Linked DNA regions of Mus musculus: all the other regions are linked to region 3. A link is a loop called in an ENCODE intact Hi-C map of the cell type or tissue named here. Cell type or tissue: left cerebral cortex. All regions are shown on one strand. Region 1 overlaps Fam135b (family with sequence similarity 135, member B). Region 2 overlaps Fam135b (family with sequence similarity 135, member B). Region 3 overlaps Col22a1 (collagen, type XXII, alpha 1). Region 4 holds the start of Fam135b (family with sequence similarity 135, member B). Region 5 overlaps Col22a1 (collagen, type XXII, alpha 1).

The links. A loop is a pair of places that touch in the nucleus more often than their neighbours do. Peaks named below come from ENCODE experiments on the same cell type or tissue, not always from the same donor. Only the 100,000 strongest peaks of a DNase experiment are listed, where the experiment ranks them.
Region 1: it touches region 3 in a loop (8-fold over the local background); 25 of 42 quality-filtered maps call a loop at or near these places.
Region 2: a loop joins it to region 3, with 8 times the contacts of the local background. A loop is called at or near these places in 25 of 42 quality-filtered maps.
Region 4: it touches region 3 in a loop (5-fold over the local background); 6 of 42 quality-filtered maps call a loop at or near these places.
Region 5: it touches region 3 in a loop (2.1-fold over the local background); 2 of 42 quality-filtered maps call a loop at or near these places.

Annotation. Positions count from the first base shown.
Region 1 is chr15:71,481,517-71,485,516 of GRCm38, forward strand. All of the region lies in intron 9 of Fam135b (family with sequence similarity 135, member B), which reads right to left. Among named protein-coding and RNA genes, the nearest start is that of Fam135b, 240 kb to the right of the region's middle. In left cerebral cortex, a CTCF peak has its summit at 1,961 (motif pointing right); DNase peaks (open chromatin) are centred at 1,969, 2,662 and 2,926.
Region 2 is chr15:71,468,239-71,472,238 of GRCm38, forward strand. Fam135b (family with sequence similarity 135, member B) reads right to left here. Exons shown (of 20, transcript NM_177819.3): 12 at 3,269-3,423. Among named protein-coding and RNA genes, the nearest start is that of Fam135b, 260 kb to the right of the region's middle. In left cerebral cortex, a CTCF peak has its summit at 2,077; a DNase peak (open chromatin) is centred at 2,091.
Region 3 is chr15:71,887,458-71,891,457 of GRCm38, forward strand. Col22a1 (collagen, type XXII, alpha 1) reads right to left here. Exons shown (of 64, transcript NM_027174.1): 38 at 3,031-3,135; 39 at 2,060-2,104. Among named protein-coding and RNA genes, the nearest start is that of Col22a1, 140 kb to the right of the region's middle. In left cerebral cortex, CTCF peaks have their summits at 2,171 (motif pointing left) and 3,445; DNase peaks (open chromatin) are centred at 2,172 and 3,417; H3K27ac peaks cover 227 bases.
Region 4 is chr15:71,726,154-71,730,153 of GRCm38, forward strand. It overlaps Fam135b (family with sequence similarity 135, member B), which reads right to left and starts at 1,685. Exons shown (of 20, transcript NM_177819.3): 1 at 1,516-1,685. In left cerebral cortex, a CTCF peak has its summit at 2,177 (motif pointing right); DNase peaks (open chromatin) are centred at 631, 761, 1,696 and 2,143; H3K4me3 peaks cover 2,530 bases; H3K27ac peaks cover 2,557 bases.
Region 5 is chr15:71,800,094-71,804,093 of GRCm38, forward strand. Col22a1 (collagen, type XXII, alpha 1) reads right to left here. Exons shown (of 64, transcript NM_027174.1): 63 at 1,784-1,861. Among named protein-coding and RNA genes, the nearest start is that of Fam135b, 74 kb to the left of the region's middle. In left cerebral cortex, no CTCF peak of the experiment used is centred here; no DNase peak of the experiment used is centred here.

The DNA.
Region 1 (4,000 bases), 410 kb before region 3:
CTTTCTGGGCTTCTGATCCTGCCTTCCAAGCACCTCCTCCACCAGAGTGGCACTGGCAAGCACAGTATGAGTTCTGAGTTCAACTACAAGAGGAGACGAGGGAAAAGAGAAAGATATTTATTAAGTAAGTCTTTAGGAAAATTATTCCCTCCGTAGTTGATTATAGAAACAGCTTCATCTGAGGTTACAGAGGTTTCTAATTAAGCCACAGGAGGACTTTCCTATCATTGAAAACACATGGCCCTGTATAATTACACCTGACAGGTGTGGATGGCTTTTTGCAGCAGGTGAGGGATGGGCCTTACCTGCTGGTAAGCCAGCAATCTTGGCCCACTGCTTGCACAGTTATATTCTCTGAAGCTAGGCTCAACTACCTCCCTTGACCACTACCAAGAACCTTGCCTAACTGGACTCGAACCACAAACACTCCTTTGCTCCTTTTGTTTATTCCTTGCTTATTTTGTGCTGCAAGGTAAGCTACATTGTGGGAAGCCAGAAAGTGAATGGAATGGTGTGTGTGTGTGTGTGTGTGTGTGTGTGTGTGTATGCATATGTGCATTCCTGCATGTTTGTGAAAGAAGAGGCAGTTCTGAGGCACTACCATCACCTCTGTCTCCTTGAACTCAAGGTTAGTTCCTCCATATCAGGGGCATGAGAAGTCATCTGTCTCATCTGGCCCATCTGAATCAGGGCATCCTTTCAGACCATCAACCATCTAATGTTGCTTCCTAGCTTGAAGCAAGGTATTTCCAGACCCTCTAGGATGGCTAATTTTGATTGGCAACTTGGTGAGCTCTAAAATCACCTGGGATACTGGCCTCTGTATATGCTTGTCTGGAATTATCTTGATTTTGTAAATGGAGGTAGAAAGACAGCCCACCTACTGTGGGAAGCACCATTATGTGGGTGTAGGATCCTGGAATGTGCAAAGAGATATAGGAAATTCATATCCAGCATTCATTGCCCTCTGTTTGATTTCAAGGCTTTATTGTTGTGACGATGTGGGCCAAAATAAACACTTTTTCCTTTGAGTTACTCTTGATGAGGGTAATTTTCTAGGTTAACAGGAAAAGCAGATAAGATTGCCCTCTGACAACAAAGTTGACCAAAACAAAACTCATCTTTCCCATTCTTGCTAAGTCCCTTAATTTTCATTTTTCTCAATAGAAAGGGGGTGGTTCCGGGAACAACTAATAAATAGTTGAATAGTTCCCAAAAGTTCATGGGGGATGAAGACAATTTTTTATAAATTAGAAAAAATCTTAAATTGCTATGCTAAAAATCAAAGGCAGCCCTAAGGAGGAAACTTACTTTCCAGTGCCATTCACCGAGTGTTGGGAGACCTGTCAGTGCCTTGGTAAGAGGCACACTATGCTGCTTGATTGATTTATTCAGGGAGGACTCTCAGCATCTCCCCACCCAGACTTCCAGTCTATCATTTATATTTGCATCTCATGATGTCCCTGCTGCAGTTAGTCGATACATATGCACAGGTTAGCATGCATGTGTGACCTGTGCTTCACACTGTTCTCACCTTTGCCTGGAGGCACTCTTCCCTCCCAGGTGTCTGACAGCCTCTACCCTGTTCCTTGATGACACTTGAACTTCCCAGACAGAGCCACGGCCTCCACTCCTCCATGCCCTTCTACCCTTTGCCCATCCTCCCCAACCTTTGCACTGGCCATGTGGGTAGAGTCTTATTTATCTCAGAACAAAGCAGTTTCTCACTGGGCTGCAAATGCTGGGTGGTCTCTTCCCTTATTGTAAAGAGGGGAAATCTGAGTGGCCATCATATGACAATTTTTTTTATTGTTGTTGTTTTAATTTGTAAGTTTCTCACACTAAGTAAAAGACACCCCTACAGCACTCTGATGCTAGAGTTCCATCGTCATAGGAACCTTGCAGCTCTTCATCCACAGTAGCAGTGCTTGAGATGAGCACGTTCGCTGATGCTCACCACTTACCAGGAGGTGGCACTGTCTCATCTCTAATCAAATTCCAGCTCTGTGATTTGGACCCAGCAGTATATCTACCATTCAATCCTCAGGCCAGTCCATCCATTAAGAGCAAGGGTAAAGAGCAGAATAAGACCACCCTCTTCACCCTTAGTACCTTGCACCCTATTACCTCTCAGCATTTCTTACACAATAAGATTCTACAAGAAAACGTGGTTAGAAAATTCCTGTAGCATCAGGAGAACTAAGGAATTCAATGGGACACACAAATCCACAAACACACACACATATACAAACAGGGAATGAAAGTAGAAGGGGAATTTGAAAAGAAGGGTTTCAGCCAGAGACATGAAAGAGGGTAGTAGAGAGTTAAAATAAATACCATTAATTATATACACATATGAGATTATCAGAGAATAAAAAGCTGTAAAATCAAGAAAGCCTTCCCACAGAGTCTGAACTCTGCTGCAAGGGCTGGGGTGAATAGTAGGTCTCTTGGGAAATATGGCTGATAAAGTTATTGACAGCTTTGTCCTTCAAATCTCTCACATAAATCACTGCAGTCACCAGAGGTGACAAATTGTCAAATATGAAAGTGTCCCAGGGACTAGGGTCACAGCATTCACTACTATCAAGTGGAGGCTGCCACTGCCCCTTGTCGGGTTTAGTAATCTCATCCAATGGCTTCAAGTGGCTCAGAAACTTTAAGGAGGGACCACATCTTTGTATCCACCTGTTACTCTGAATGTGTGTGAGCACTTCCTTTACTGTCCTCTGGATGCTGTGAAGAGGTTGCCCTGGGAACCTCACTGCTGTAACTGTGGATAAAACCACTGTCAGGTTTTCCAACTCAGGTTTCCCCTGTAGATCACAGGTGCGTTTCAGTCTTGAGTTCCTGGTGAGTAGCACCTCAAGTCCCTGCAAACTCACAGCCTGTGGGACTTTTCTTATTAAATCTTTCCTAAACTAACACATGATGTGATCTTGTACTGGTCCCTAGCCAGATACACGCTAGAGGATGCTGCCAGGAAAATCAGCTGATGGCTCGGAAACGGATGCTGTTCCTAGATATCAAGAGAGGGAGAAGTGTTGGAGGTAGAATGGATTACCAATGCCCAGGAACTAATCAATCATGTTTCTTTACTGGCATTTCCAAGTGTGGGAAATTAGTACTGTCTTTTCTATCAAAGGGCTACATGAAACAGATTTCATTTAAAATTGTGAAGAAGTGATTTGGCAGAATTTCAAATTCTGCCAGGGCCAGCACTTCTTGGAATCAAAATCTGCATTCATGGTTTCATGGTCTCCACAGAACTGTACTTTGCCTGCCAGCATTCTGGTTTGACTTATGCAGCCCTGTAAAATTGAGATCAAGTTCTAACCACTCAGTGAAAAGGACGGCCCATTCACATAAGGAGAAAAAAGCAATGGGGCCCTACTGCATGTGCTTCCCTGCTTGATGTGTTATGGATATGAACCCTCCCTCCCTCGGAAGTGGAAAGTTTTGCCATGCTAGAATAAGTTGGACCATGTGACAACTTCCTTGGGATCCCAGATCTGCTTCTAATGCATAGAAACTTCAAACATGGGGACTGGAGAGCTCCCAAAAAGAGTGAATGTACCCCTAGAGTTGGCCTAGCTCAACTAAAAGAAGCTCCACTCTAAGCCTACTTTTCCAACCTTGACCTATGCATCCTTCATCTAGCCATTCATACATGCCCTTTGTACTATTCTTATAATAGACTGGTGATGTTTAGAAAAGTGTTTCCTGAACTTTATAAGCCATTAAATGTGATCATCTAACTTGAAAATGTATGATTATAAATTTCTATCTCATAGTTGTTGGTCAAATTAGGATAGTTCCAGAAACTACTTCTCTGAAGGAGAGAAAGACTGAGCATTTAACCTGTGGGACCTGATGCTGACTCAAGGGAGACACGTTAGAAACTACCTGGTTGGGAATGACGTTAGATGTCCTATTTATGCACCCTTTCGCCATATCATAGAATGGATGGAGATGAGAAGATTCCTCACAGATATATGCT
Region 2 (4,000 bases), 420 kb before region 3:
ACACTATTCTTGGGAAAAATATTTAAATCTAGACAGTATGACCAACTCAGTTATCTTGCATCAGGATAAGCCTCCCAGGAAAGCAACTACAATTTCTGATACAGCACAGATTCCTGCCTTGGCACTAACCACAAGTGCACACAGATAGTGTGGATGGAAACCATTCTCATGTACACCCCATTTGATGCTACACTGAAAGGGTGTACTAAGAATGTGTTTGATAACCTGCTAGCAACATAAAACTATTTAGGCCACCACGCTGTTGCAGGATATGGAACTAGTTAATGGTTGTACCAAGATATTTTATCTTGGATTAAAGAACCATCAAAATACTTTGTAAAAGAGCAAATCAGTCAAGAAAAGGTTTGAGTTTTAAGTGGACAATCCAGTAATGCTTATGAGACAGTAGTAACATATCAAGTCAGGGATTTATTGGGATCATCCAGAGGAAACAGCTAGACATTCAAGAGTAAATGTTTACTCTTCGAGAACGTTGAGACTATAAAGCTCATCTGTTGAGGTTTGGTCTTTTGTTATCTACTGTAAAGCTAAGTGCAGGTCCCAGGACCTGCTTGTCCCAAAGAAGAGAGTCTGCAAACTTGGCCCCAAGCTATTTCTGATTGGTGAATAAAGATGCCAACAGCTAATAGCTGGGCAGAAGAGACAGGTGAGGTTGAAGTTTCTCCACCTTGGGGTCAGAGGTGAACCAGAGGAGAAGAAGATACAGAAAGCGGAAGGAGAAGCTGTCAAGAGAACATGGTCCTGAGGGCAATTGGAATTAAAAGCAGTCCAGATGAAACATAGTGAGTAATGACTCAGGGTTATCAATAGGAAATTAGAGTCAAACAACATAGAAGCTAGGTATCTACCCAGCTCTTGTACTGTTTAAGGTTCATTGTAAATATAATGGTTGTGAGTTGTGTGTGTCCTTTATCTGGGAACTAAATGATCTAAAAATGAGGTTAAAAACCCCATATTGAGATAAAATAATTTCTACAACATTCAGACCACAGAATATGAGCAACAATACACAGAGAAGATAACTAATATATTACTTATGTGTGACAACTGGCATTAACTGCCAACTTGATACAGCGTAGAATCCCTTGTGAACAGAATCGTAATGATAGATTTTCTACATTGAGTTGGCCTATGGGTGTGTCTGTGGAAGATTGTTTTAATTAAGTTAATTGATGTAGGAAACCCAGCACATTATTGCCTAGGCAGGGGTTTTTGGGGTATGTGAGTGGAGAAATGGAGATGCAACTGAGCTAGCAAGGAATAAGCGTACAGCATGCAATTTCCTTTGTCTTGACTGTGGATATGATATGACTGGCTTCTTAAAATTCCTACTTTGACTTTTTCACCATGATGTATTTTAGCCTATAATTGTAATCTGAAGCAATCCCCTCCCCAGTTGTTTTTGTCAGGGTATATTATCAGAGCACCAGAAATGAATTGAGCAATTGATGGCTTACAAGAACCTGGGTGAGCAAACTTCCCCAGAAAAAAAAAAAAATTCTCTTCCGTATCTTCATCCTGTTAAGACTCAAGGCCCAGATGAATCACATGAGTAGAAGGCAAAAACCCTCTGGGGGAAAAACAATTTTTTTCAGCTGATGTTATGGGCTCAGAAAAAAAAAAAAACTGAATCTCATTTATAAAATAAATCAAAGACCACGATAGAATCACCCACATGAAGACTGATATTCATCAATATCTGCAATGAAAAAGATTGGAAAATGATATTCATCCTATTTTTAAGTGAAAATATCAGAGGTTATTATCATTGATGTTTAATATCTTCAACTATTCAGTTTTACTGGAAATGATATGAGGTATGCATTATTCAAAATATAAGCATTTAAACACAGAAATTCTCTCTCTCTCTCTCTCTCTCTCTCTCTCTCTCTCTCTCTCTCTCTCTCTCTCTCTCTCACACACACACACACACACACACACACACACACACACACACACGTACACAATCACACTTAAAATTCAACCAGTTGAGTTGAAGGTTTAGTATAATTGAGTACACATGGCACTTGTTATACACTTACTTGACGCTAGATGGCAGAGTAGAACTGGGAACCAAATTCATGTTTGCAAACTGACTCTCCCTACGCGTCACCTAGATTCCAGACTACAAGTCTCCAGTTGCAGAGTCTCTGGAATGTAGCTATTTTGATCCATTATAAACAGCAACAAGCAAACTGGCCTGGCTTCAACGACCTCAGGAAGACAACAAAGCAGAGCCTGGACTCTGGAGTTGAGGTTTGGTTGCTTATTGACACATAATCTTTCAAACATATTTCTATCTATGCCTCAGCTTCCCTCTATGAAGCTATATATTAGCTTGGATCTAGCTTTAGTCCTTGAATCTAAAGGATTAAAGAAATAAACCATTTAATTAAACTACCAACATGGGGCTTGACATTTTCTGCTCATGGCTGTTGGGTTTCTATGGTCAAGTTGCAGGAGCAAACAAAAAGGGGGACATTGCTTTATTCGTGTCTGGTCATTCTGCAGTTGACCTGTGAGTTCACTGACAAACAGTATAGCCATGCTGAACACTGGTACACAAACAATATGTACAACCTTGTTCTTTTTTATTCCCTGATGCAGTTGATTTGTTCATGAGTTACACAGCCCCTTTTCTCAAGTCCTTGATGTGCCTTGTGGCATTAAACAGGTTCTTGGATTATATAGTGAGTGGCCAGCTAGAATGATATAGCAAAACCCCATCTCAATAGACCAACCATAATCACCACCACAAAAGGGACACTTACACAGTAGCATTAAAGCTAACACAGAAATGACTGTAGTTAAAACTATACACGAGAAATATCAAAAGATCATTGCCACCTTTGATTGTTCTAGATTGTGTGTGTGTATGTGTGTATCTGTATATGTCTCTGTGTCTATGTGTCTGTGTCTGTCTGTCTTATTCTATAGGTAAAAACACAGCCTCAAGGAAACCAGTTTTTTTTAAAAAATTTTATTTTGATTTTTTTTTATAGTTGTCTGTATCTTATCCTATGGTAAAAACACTAACACCAGGAACATTTTGACCCAGAAGAGGCCAGATAGATACTAATGATAACTCATCTCATTAAAAAACAAAACAAAACAAAACAAAACAAAACAAAGCACCCTACTCCTAGTGTTGTGAAGAGTGAGCACCAGAGTTCTAATGGCACAATGTTAATGCGTGAGTACTTACATGAAAAGGCTAATTCTTTCAAAACAACAGAGAAAGACAAACCTGAGACAGGGCAGTCCACATATCTGTCTTCAAAGATAACAGGCAGGGTGTTCCAGTCACCATCAATGTCCAGGCACTCTGCGGGCAATGGAGGCATGCTGGTGAGGTACTCTGAGTTCCGGATGTCCAGGGACAGCTGGCTGTGAGTCTGTATCCTGTGGAACACACAGAGAGGTAATAAACCAAACAGGAACGGAAGTTTTCAACAGAATCTTACCATTCAACTCCCCCCCCCCCCAAAAAAAAAGCATTAACAGTGTTTTTAGCAGATGTGAGCAATGACCATCTCCTGCCCTCCCATCCATCTAAGATATCACCCAGTGTGGTAGTCGGCTTTGAAGAGGACTGATCCGGGTCCTAGTATTGATGCAGTGGATTGTAAACTACGTTACACCTGCCAGTTACTGGAAGATAATAAATGCTATACAACTGAAAGACTAGCTAGGAAATGGCTACAGATCTAAAATGAATGCTTTGGAGGAGAAAGTTAAATTTACTCATTGAATACTCTAGCATCTTTAACTTTTTAAATTACTTAGCGTCTGAGTCAACATTTTGATACCACTGAATTAAGAGCCACATGAAGTAGCTTTTTAAAGATATTATGGCATTTCTGATGTTTATTAGTATGTAAGCTAATATAATTCAGGAAGAAAGATATAGTTTTTGTTTCTCTGTAGGTCAATTTTTAAAAGCCAATAGTTATTCTCCATAACATAAACACCATTCTGC
Region 3 (4,000 bases):
AAAAGGTAATCAGTGTCCTCCGGGTCCTGAAGGCTCTCAAGAGGGAAGGGTCAGAGTACTTGGATATTGTAAATGAATCTGGACAGGGCTCACTAATGACAGAGAGCCTCCCTTATACAATGCTTCCTTCCCCTCCCCCATTCAGCAAATATAGAGTTGGCATGCATTTACTCCTACCATATAAATCATTCTCCCACTGAGGAAAATCTTTGATCATGGGTAATGCGATCAAATTACCACACTGCAAGCCAATTAGCATATACTACAATTCCACTTACTGTAGGTTTAGAATGGTTACAGAGAACGCCTGCTTAAATAGGGAGAAAATGATAAAGCTGAGATCTCTGCTTTGCTACTGTCAACATCTATGGAAGAACCTCAAACTAACTTATGCTAGATATTTGTTTGCTGAGACTTTCACATAGGATTTTAAATTCAGTTCACTCTGTACTCATGCCACTGAGATCCCGAAGGTACAACTACAATGTAAAAGAAACAAACGGGGGAATGGTCTCCCATCAGGTGGTTGGACTCTAAAGCTGGGAATAAAACTCCCAAATCACTGCAACATATCTGATAACCTAAGATGGCCATCTGGGATGGGCGGTAGTGTGCTTCAGAAAGAGCTAGCAGTTTCAGGGTGACTTGCTGGATGACAAGACCATTAGAAGTAGAAGATACAAAAGAATATGTTCTTCATGTTTTTAAGCTGTTTTTGTTCAAGAGACCCTTACTCTGTAGCCTGAACTGGCCTAGATCCAACCTCATGACCCCAGTCTAGCCTCAAACTTAAAAAAAATAAATAAATCTTCCTATCTCTAGCTCTTCCTCTCAAGGTTGGGATTATAGGCATGTGTCACCACTGGCAAGAAGGACATTTTAAGGAAATTGTTTTTATGAATAGGCACAAGTGGTAAGAAGTGATTTTATAATAAGATACTTATGAATATTTAAATATGCATATCTTATTAAATGTCCGAGCCCCAATCCTAAGATCAATGAGTGACTCTGGCCCACATCCTCTCAACTCCATGTATCTGAGTTGGCATCCTAACTCTCACTGTATATGGGTGTGGCTACAGTTGAATTTGCTGCTTCCCATGTCTTAGTGTCCCCTGCAGCCCCTCACCAAGGCCTACAATAACACTTTCTTTATCCCACATTATGGCTGCATGCAATTTCAAATGAGGACAAGTAGCTCAGTCTTCAAGAAGCCACCAAAGCAGGATAAGAGCCTTCCTGACCCCCCTCAGCCCTCTCATCCCCTTCTCAACTACCTGCCTACTTTGCCGTTTCCTCATCCAATTGTCCCCTGATTCGAGAGCTGAAAGAGGCCAAGGAATGTACCACTAACAGTATTATGTCCTACAGTCTACCCTGTAGATGTGCCACAATTAAAATAATAAGGTACTGGCCATTCAGGTAAACTTGAGTAAATGAAGTGGGATTCTGTGTAGGGAGAGCTTTGGGTTTTCCCCTGCTGACTCAAGGGGATATTGCCTTTTTAGAACTGTAGTAGCTGGTGAATTGAGGGAGAGTTTGGCTGGTGTTCATCCATTTTCTTCTTCCTCTTGGGTATGCAACTAAGTTGATATTCTCCGGCCTTCTTGTCATGAACATCACTAGAATTTGGTGGCTGGACATAATAACCAATTTCCAGTGCTGGCCCCAAACATTTTCCTAACATCATCTTCCCTCTCTATCCCTACTCATCATGTATGCCAAGGCTTTGGGGAAAGACAGAGAAATACCAGGATAATATTGCTATCCCTGACTAGACCAGGACCCCACCCCAACACACACACACCCCAAGAGAAGACTTAGCCCTTGGCTAGGCCGGGTGAAAAACAGTACTTTTCTAATAATTTAATCAGTGTTACTGCTGTGGGTAGTACATCACCATCTCAAGAATTCCTGTATGAAAAAATGTGGGAGGGGTTGAGGTAACCAGAGATGCTTACAACCAAAAAAAAAAAAAACAAAAAAATAAAAACAAAAAAGTACATACCCTCTAAGTGGTCACAGGTACCATCTCCAATTTGCTTAGACAAGCACTCACCTTGATTCCTAAGGGACCAGGTAACCCAGGTGGTCCACGTAGTCCCTGTTGAAATGAACAACATAGATCCATGAGAGCTGAACCACTCAACACATACCAGGTTGCTGCCCTCTGCTGGAGCAGTAGTTGGAGAGCAATGTGAGTACATTCCATCATAGGTCCTGGGTGTGATTCCCGACTCTGCCACCTCCTGACCTTATTTGGACAAACACAAGTGTCACTGTTCCTTATTGTGTTTTTCTACTTCTGGTCTCCATGCTAAGGCCACCCAAAAGGAAGCAGCAAGATCAAGCTTCAAAGCCAGGCTCACTTGACCCCATGACCCCTAAACCTAGTCTCCTTCTTTATCACACTCTGGATAGGGACTCCATTTCTAGCTGATGAGCTTGGCCTAGTAAAGGCACTCATACACACACTTGAAATGTAAGTCTATTTTTGGCTGGAGGAGCTCAGTGTGGACCAAGAATCCTCTCTCTCTCTCTCTCTCTCTCTCTCTCTCTCTCTCTCTCTCTCTCTCTGTGTGTGTGTGTGTGTGTGTGTGTGTGTGTGTGTGTGTGTGTGTGTGCCACAACCACCACTGGGTACTCTGAAACTTGTTTGTTTCCCTTGGATCCTGAGCCTGCAGCCAGAACCCCGTGTGCTACGAGCTGGCTTAGTGTACAGCTACCCTGTGTGCCCATTTGCAGTTTTGCCCTGCCAGGGATCCAGTTTCCTGTGGTCAACCACAGGCTGAAAGGATTAAGTCACAGATTTCAGCAGTAATTCATGAGTTAGGAAACACTGAAAGTTTTCTACTTTCTTGTTATTTTTAAGCACGCTGATTGACGACAGGACTATGTCCCTGGGCCAAGAGACATCTTGTGCATCACCTAGGGCTTGCTTTCTAAAATAAGTCTTTGCTTTTGCTCTGTTCTCTTCTCCCCTGTCAGCCTGGCTTCCAAAAGCTCAAAGCATGTCAGCCCACCACTTACCGGCTCCCCATCCTTGCCCTTTCCTGGTGGCCCTGGGAGACCAGGAGCACCAGGATCTCCCCGTGGACCAGCTGGCCCTGGGCTGCCTTCTTCCCCTGCTGTTCCCTGGGGACAAAAAGAGGACCTTGATGAGCATTAGCAGCAGGCAGAACTCTGCTATCCAACGGCTAATCAGCCTGAGCCTGTGTGTGGCAGTGGCTTCCTGAGCTGTCTGTCCCTCTCTGAAGCATCAGAAGACAGACTGCTCAGTGGAAGTGAGAAGTTGAACTCTGTTCCCCACATTCACATGCTGAAGTCCTTTCCCCCAGCAGAGCCTCCACCAAGCCTCACCCTCCCTGTCTCTATCTCCTTCTCTAACAACAGTCATGATTGTTTTCCCACACAGTCAAGAGAAGGTGTTTGGCTCCCCCGAGAGGTCATATAGGCCAACAGCACACAGAAATATAATTTGAATATATCCCTTTTAAAATTAGATTAGAAATAATCTACTTGATGAATTTGGAGTGGCCCTCACCTCTAATCCCAGCATTTGGGAGGCTGAGGCAGGGGAATTGCCACAAATTCGAAGCTGGCATAAACTGCAGAGGGGGTTAAAGGCTGGCATGAGCCACAGAGTGAGATCCTATATAAGGCACCAGCCACATTTGGGCAGTTGTGTAGACTGCTGTAGATAACACATCTGGAGAAATGACACCACACTATCACCTCCTTGTCACATATTCTCTCCCCAGGCCATGCCCCTGCCTACAGTCCTTGGGGTGATGTTCATATGCGTGGACCAAAGCTCCTTATGCCATCCTCTCTTCACAGCTAAGCAAATTCAAGTGTAGAGAGAGTGCCATTTGCTAGGGTGATGGTTTCTCAGCCTTGGTCTTGTTGACACTGAGTATGGCTGAACCTTGTCTGTTGTGAGTGTTTCGGACAGTATCCTTCCCTGTGTTTTGTGATAGTTGAGGGAGGATCCTGTTCT
Region 4 (4,000 bases), 160 kb before region 3:
TAGAAAATGACTTTCTTAAAATTGCATTAGTCATACATAAGACTTTAAAATCCCACCACATTTGCATCCTCTGCCATTAAATTTTATTGTTATGAGAGCTTAGCAAACTCTAAGGGTTGCTAGAATCACATTCTATAGAGAAAAAAACATCCCAACAAGACAGGAGCAATTCAAGGTCATACAACAGGTATGATGAAACCAGAGTTCAGACCTGTTTGTTTCTGACTCCAGAATCTTGCCCTCTTTCCTCTACACTACAGTATAGCATTTTGCTATAATATATTGTCCTCGCTGTGGTATAAATCCCCAGATGAAATGCTGGCTAGATCACATCCTCTTGGGTAACATAACTACATCATAAATTAAAAGCCCAATTAAAGAACATACCCTTTTAACTGGGACTTACCACAGTCCCCTGGGGCTAAGATATAAAAGGAGAATCCTTTCACAGGCAGTGGCTATCCATCCTGGAAATTCTTCAGAAATCTGCTAAAGTCTATGAAAAGCTTTTGAATCAAATTACTCAGCTAACGCACCTCCCTCTCCTCGGGTCTTCTGGTGTTCTTCTCCCAGCAGAACTGGATTAAATCATGTGCCAATCTCCAGCCCTCACTATAGCCCAAAGATGCAGATAACAGTCCGTCATACATCAGGTGCACCCAGGGTTTAAAACAAATTTAACATTAAGAGCTTTGGAGCCCAGTGGAAAAGATTGCCCTCCTAGATTATATGAGGGATTGAAGTGGAGTTCTCTTCCCCATCTGTCTGAAAGTAGGATAGTTCTTTAGTAGCCAAGGGCCAGACAGAGGGTGTCTCTAACACCATACAGTGTTTGTTTTGCTGGCATCAGAGAGGGAGGAAAAAGTAGGTGAAGAGAATGGGGGTGGTGTTCTTATCTCCATTCTGGTTAAAATTTTATTTCTGTTAACATCCAATCCCCCAATGACCAAAACATCTTATCTATAGAATAGTAAACTCTGGGCATACCCCAAACCTTAAGAGTTACTACTACCTGGTCTAAACACCCCCTGCAGTGGTTGTTTTTTAAAGACTGCTATACATATAAAGAGCTACTGTGTGTTATAGCCCCTTTCCATGCCACAGATGAACTACGGTGCTCTCCACCCTCCAAAGAGATGGTCTCTGAGTCAGCTTTGCCCCACATAGAACAGAGACCATAGCCCCTCCACCTCCACAAGGTCTTCTTTTGAGCCTGTCCTGGGTTCAGTGGCTCAGAGGACCTGAACAGGTCTAAATAAGCCCCTTAGGACCACCACATTCACACAATCACATTTAATGGTCCTTCTTGTCTCTAAGCTTTGCCCAGAAGTGGGGCAAGATCAGAGGGCAGAGATATCTGAGGGGAAAATAGAGAAAGATATATTTTTTAAAAAAATCGCGGAAGAATCTCTACTCAGTAATAGAAAGCCATCCAACTAGCAACCACGCTTCCAGAAACGTCACTGCCACAGAAAGAGTTTTACAGCTGGTGACCCCCACAGCGTTCTCACCTACCTGTCTCCCACTGCAGGGCTCTCTCTCTCACCTCCTAGGGCCCTGTTCCAGCTCTGGTCCCGCTCTCTTCTGGTCTCCTTCTCCAGCAGCCAACACCGGCAGCGACTGTGGGCGGACCAAGGAGTCGGTGGCGGCACCTGCGAGCTGTCTCAGGTCTCTACCGAGAGGCTGACTGGAGGAGGAGCAAGCGGATGCTGCCCTCACCGCCGCCGCCGCCGCCACTGCCGCCGTGGTGCTGATGCGGTTGCTATGGTTATGGAACTCCGCAGCTGCCCCCTCTTGGTGCAACAGCTGCCCGGCCACCGCGGCCTCCTGGCAGCCCGAGCTAAGGTGCCCGAGGCAAGGTTGTGAATGTGGTTAAGGGAATTCTTCCCCCGCCTAGGAGAAGACTGGGAGCCTCTACTTGGGCCGTGGCTGGGTCTCTCCTCCAGCGCCCTTGCTCTCCTTCCCACGCCAGAACCTAAGGCCAGACTACAACAACACAGAGAGCGCGCTCAAGGCCTAGAAAGCCCTCCCTGCCGCTCAGCTCTGCCCCTGCAGCCTCGGTGCACCGCGGTAGATTGCGCGACTAGCTGGGAGGCGCCGCTAGCGTCCCCCACCTCTGTCCGCCAGAAGAGTCTAGGCGCGCCAGGCTGCCCTGCGGCCAAACCCCGCCCGCTCATAGGCTCTCCTGCCAGCCCGCCCGGCCTGTGGAGGGCGCAAGATGCTGGGCCAAAGAAGTCTGTCCTCAACCAGCCCAACCTGGCCAGGAGCATGCTCAGTCTCCGCGCGGAGATTGTCCTCCAGAGCCAAGATAGCGATGCAGTTAGAAGGAAAGGTTTCTTTCAGACCCCAGGGGAGAGAGGTATTAAACTTGGGAGAAGTTGGTGATGCAACAAGTACACACCTAAATAAATAAGTAGTCTGAAAGCTGGAAGTGACCCATACTACCACTACTAAATGTGCAATGGTCATTGAGCAACAGCCCATTCATCATTTACAGATGTTCTTCATGCTAAACACTAAGGGTTCAGAGGTATGCCAACTTGATCCATGGGAAAAAAATGACAACAATGAGAAAACATAAGGCAACTCACATCTACTAGCCATTCTTCAGCGGGCAGTTTGCTTGGGAATACATCATCTCACTATGACAGTGTCAAGAAGTTCTTGTGTCCTACTTGTTACAGGTGACAGAGCAGCCTTAAAAGTGGAACCAGTGCTAGAATTTGGAAGCTGAGTGTTCTGTCTATTAGACTAGGCTGCAGTAGTTCACATGGGGTGAAGGAAAGACACTTGGAAGAAGGTGCAAGTATAGCCAGAGGTGATGGTAATGAATGGGGAAGAATATTCCCACATGAAAGGGGCAGGCACCCCCACCCCACCCCCGCCCCAAACTAGATAAACAGGACCGTTTGATTTTATTTTGTCCTTTTATCCACAGGGAACACCCAGAGTGACTAGAACGGAGGGCACTAGGGAAGGTGAGACAAGAGCTTGGACTGGAGGAGCCAAGACAAAGTTGACTTTGAACACAGTGGGACACAGAAGGCACTTAAGCAAGGGGAAGGGTTGGTCATCATGGGAAGAAGATTGCCTACTTGGCTACTGTGGCAGTGAATGTCAAGTTCTGAAGGTGCTGTTGGCACAGAGACCAGAGCAAATGACCCATCTGCTTTGCTGATCCTCTTCACAGCATCCAGCCAAGCCCGGAACAATGCGAATCCCAGTAAATACTGGGAGAATGACGAATAAAGGATTATTTGCTTCTCCATCAGGGAAGATGAGTGTTGTTCTTTTGCAAATATTTGCCCTTGAAATATGATTAAAATCCGATGACGTGTATTTGCATTTCAGTTCTACGTAACCTTACTTTGGAAAGTCAAAGCAAGCCTCTTACCGCTTTCGCTTGGACTTCCTGATCCCTAGCAGAGTAGTATGCTGGGATTATTGTTCCCCTGCATTGGAACAAACATGTTTCAAGAATCTAGACGGGAAAGTTCCATGATATGTTATGTGATGAAAACAAAGTACAGAATAACGTTTCAAACAGAGTAGCTCTCGTGGATCAAGGAGAAAACACCCAGGAAAATGTATATTTTCTTGTATTGTATTGGCATAGAAATGCACTGGGTGTGGGGAGCTAGATAAGAAACTAGGAGAAATAGCTAAGGCAAGTGAGGCTGAGAGAGAACTGAATGCCAAGTTTGGAGTGGGAATAAGACAAAGCACTATATGTAAAACACTTTTATGGTGGGAGAGAGCGGATCTCATCTAATCCATCCTGCCCTCAGACTTCCTATGCTGCCAAGACTGATCTTGAACTCTTGATCTTCTTACTTCTATCTCCAGAGGACTGCACTGCAGACTAGTATCACCATGTTTAACCTTTGTGAAACTTTTAAACTTCGGAACCAAAGAAAAATAATTACATAGTGTGTGTGTGCACAGGTAATATGACATACATTCTAATCAGATACATCATCAAGCCTACTGCTGTCCCCTT
Region 5 (4,000 bases), 87 kb before region 3:
TACCAAGTATCATGTGTAACTCATCTAGCTTCTTCTTTTGCCTGAACAACTGGGAAGCGTTGTACTAGGTGTGGTAGCCAACTTGGCTACCATGCTCTCCAAAGTCAAACTCTCCCTCACATCTTAGCATGATGTCAAAATATTTCTTAGAACGAAAACAAAAAGTGAACCTTTCCACTGTGAGTATCTTCAGAACTTTGGAACTCTGCTGATATTCTGACAAGGGTTACTTAGTGCACAGCCCTGCTTAAAGGAAACTCTTGGTTCATCTATGTTAAGCATCTCTTCCACTGAGATGTACTGCCATTGGTCTCTGATTCAACCTTGCCAGGTGTAATCTGCCAGATAGTCTACGCACACACTCTGTTCTAGATGGACTACACTCTGCCATTCTATAACTTCTCCTATTTCAGAGTAGTATTTATATTATATTATATTTGAAAATCAGCAAGATATAAACAATATTCATGTAACATCATCACCTCTAATAGAAAACATATCTAACTGTAGCAAATTTGAGAAATCCTGGCAGGAAAAAACTAAAGTTAAATTACATATAGGTCAGATTTCATAAATGATACAAAGTAAGCATAAAATTTAGGAGTTAAAATTAAAAGGTAAAATCCTCAGGATTGAGGGTAGAGTATGCATGTGGCCCTAAGTTCAATTTCTAGCACTGCTCCCCAAATACATACACATACTTAAACACACACACCACACACACACACACACACACACACACACACACACACACACTCGATGGTGAGGTAAAATTTGACAATCTAGAGCTGAGAGTCTTGTAACTCTCCCCTTTCCAGTGTGACAGCTGCTACCCTCAGGACCTCTTTCAGTACAGCCACAAGGCACAGTGGTCAACTGGCTACCATTTCCCTAGTTATTTCTAAGTTTCAGAAGTAAAAGTCCCAAGACCCTGCCACCTCTCAGCTCCAGGAGGGCTGGCCTTTAGCTAAACCTTTGGCTAAGGCTCCCTGGGCCTATTCTGAGAAATACTAATGAATTAGTATGGGATTTAAGAAGATGGCTGTCGCTCTGCCTGTGGGGTTCTAACCAATTACCATGAATTAAAGTATAGAAGGAAAGTCCTAAGGAGAGGTGCATCTCCAACATGCCCAGACTCATTTAGAATACAACAATCTCTCTTTCCCCATGATGATTTCTCACAATATTTAGTCATTTATTAGTTTTAATTGGAACATAATAATTCTGTATATTTCTGGGGCATGATGTGTATTTAATGAGTACTTATTTAGTTATGTTTCATGTATATTCTCTTTTGCTTTCATTTATGTACATGCACCATGTACTTGCAGTATTGGTGGATACCAGAAAAAGATATTAAATCCCTGAAGTTTGTGACCTGCCAGGGAATTAAACCAGTTGCTCTACAAAAGGCGGATAGTGCTCCTAATCTCTGAGCCAAATATTCCGCCCTACAATGAGATTTTTTAAGGGGGATATGAGTACAATATGCAATGAACAAATTGGAGAAACTTGCTTCTGAATCGTCCCAAATATTTATCATACCTTTATATCATCAATGTACTTTATTCTGGTCATTTTGGAATAGTAAATAAGTCATTGGGACTTTCAACTTAGAAGGTATGCCTCATGGGACTTGAGAAATATTCCATTAAACAACTAGTTCTCTTTTTCTCCTTAGAGTGGCCCAGGTCCTCCTCTCTTCCCACAAGCGAGGGTACCACTGTGTGCCCCTGCCTCCATGGTTGATGTTCACCCAGGCTGAGACCCTGATCCTTCATACCTGGTATTCCAGGAGGACCCATCTCTCCTCGGAGACCAACTCCAGGTGTGCCAGGGTCACCTTTGGCTCCTCTTTCACCTGATGGGAAGAATATGCATCTTGAGTGGTGGAGAGTCTTGGTGAGGGCAGAGACAGAGAGTCTCAAACCACAGGATACCATGTGTCACTGATACAGCCCAATATCATTGAAACAGTACACACACACCAGGCTGTTCACACATACTCCTTATATAATTACCTGCCCCTCACATGCATACACACACCCTCAAGCATATTTTCAGACTCAGAATATATGAAAACACAAAAGAAGCAAATGTTTTCTTCTGAACATATTCTCATATACACACCTTTATACATACACAAACACCCAAGCACCTATTGATCCAGTTACATATACATTTACACATTCACACACATAGAAGCAAATACAAAGTACACAGGTACACATTTGCTAAACCATGGGTAACCAAATTCACATACCCACAACTCACACACATTATCAGTCTACATGTATGACATGATTATTGGTGTACATGCCTGTGCACTCAAAGCTTCTTATCTAAACCTTCATGAAGAAGAGATTAGGTTGATAAATAAATGAATTCATCCTAATAAGGGATGTGGTAACATACAGTGATGAGACTCAGCTCTGATCTAAGGAATACTGTCATCTAGTAAGACAATGGAACAGTACAAAGAACACTCCAAAAGAGGCAGATGACAAATACCATCCTAACAATAAAAAGAAAATATTGACACATATATGACATACGGTGTCAAGGGAAGAAAGAAAGGGGGGCGCAAGGAGGGATCATTTCTCTGGAGGGATATTTGGACCATATCTGAGTTAAGGGCTTCCAGGTTTGACTTAACTGGGACTGACACTATCAATAATACCATGGTCAATACTATTACTTCTACCACTAGTATGACTACCACAGCTAATACCAATTCTATCGCCAATGTTACCTCTACCTCTTAACAATACCTCTGGTATTGGCATGTTAAGGACAGAAAGAAGAGTCCCAGCCAAAGACACTGAAATCTCTCTTTCAAATTATTTTACTAGTAATTAATATATTTTACTACATTATTTCCAAAGTATCTCCTGGATATAACGTGTGTGTGTGTGTGTGTGTGTGTGTGTGTGTGTGTGTGATGTTTTGGGGAGTTGTATACTTAGTGATTTATATTGTATGTGTATGAATGTTTTGCCTACATATTTGCGTGTATACCACATATGTACCTCGAAACCAGAGAAGGGAAGGAGAGAGCCTAGGATAACCTGGAACTGCAGTTGTAAGCAGTCATGTTGGTGCTGGGAACTGAACCCTGGCCCTCTCCAAGAGCAGCAGGAGCTCTTAATCACAAAGCAGTTCCTCTCCAGCTCCTCGCCTTCACTGTTCTGTTACACTTGGTCAGTATTCTGCCACAGCTCAATGTAGTCTATAAAGTACATTTCCTATGGACATGTATTGTGTGTAATTTGTTCTACGGATGAATACAGATAGTCAGGAACACACAAATTTAACCAACCCCTCCCCTCCCCTTTAGACAGAAGAAATACCACAGGGAATAGATGGATAAACTGTTATAAGGATATGCCAGATCAAAAGAGGAATTGTTAGGTTCATCTGATTCCCTAGCTTAAGATCACCAAAATGACCCCACAAGTCCACCCACCAGGAGGAAGTGGTCCACAGGATTGGAAGTTTAAGTCTGGTCCTCCATCTTTGCTTCATGTCTGCTTTCTGACATGCTTGCCACTGTGCTACCTGGAGCAGGCTCTTCCACTTGAAGAGGAGCTCTAATGCTCAGATAGGTTACCCAGCCAAAGAGCCAGACAGCTAGTGGCCATTTTAGCTCAAAACCATTTGGCTGGATTTTAAAGCTGGCATTTAATATCCATTGCCTGGAGATTAAATGATATGTCACTCAGTCGGTTCCAAACTGGGTGGGGGAAAAAGAAAACATTTGCATGGCCCCTGTAACTTGAACAAGGGAGATGGAGAGAAAACAAGAAGGGGAGTGAGAGACAGGTTCAGTCTTCCTAGCATAATTTCTCAAAACTGTCAAGTAATAAAATCTTGAATGTATGAAAAAATTATGCAATGCCAAAATTCAGTGTTGCTGGGCTGATGGAAATGAAAACAAGATGAATAATGCAGGCTCTGCCAGGTGTACATCCCACACCCGAGTCCCGACTCAGCACAGTTT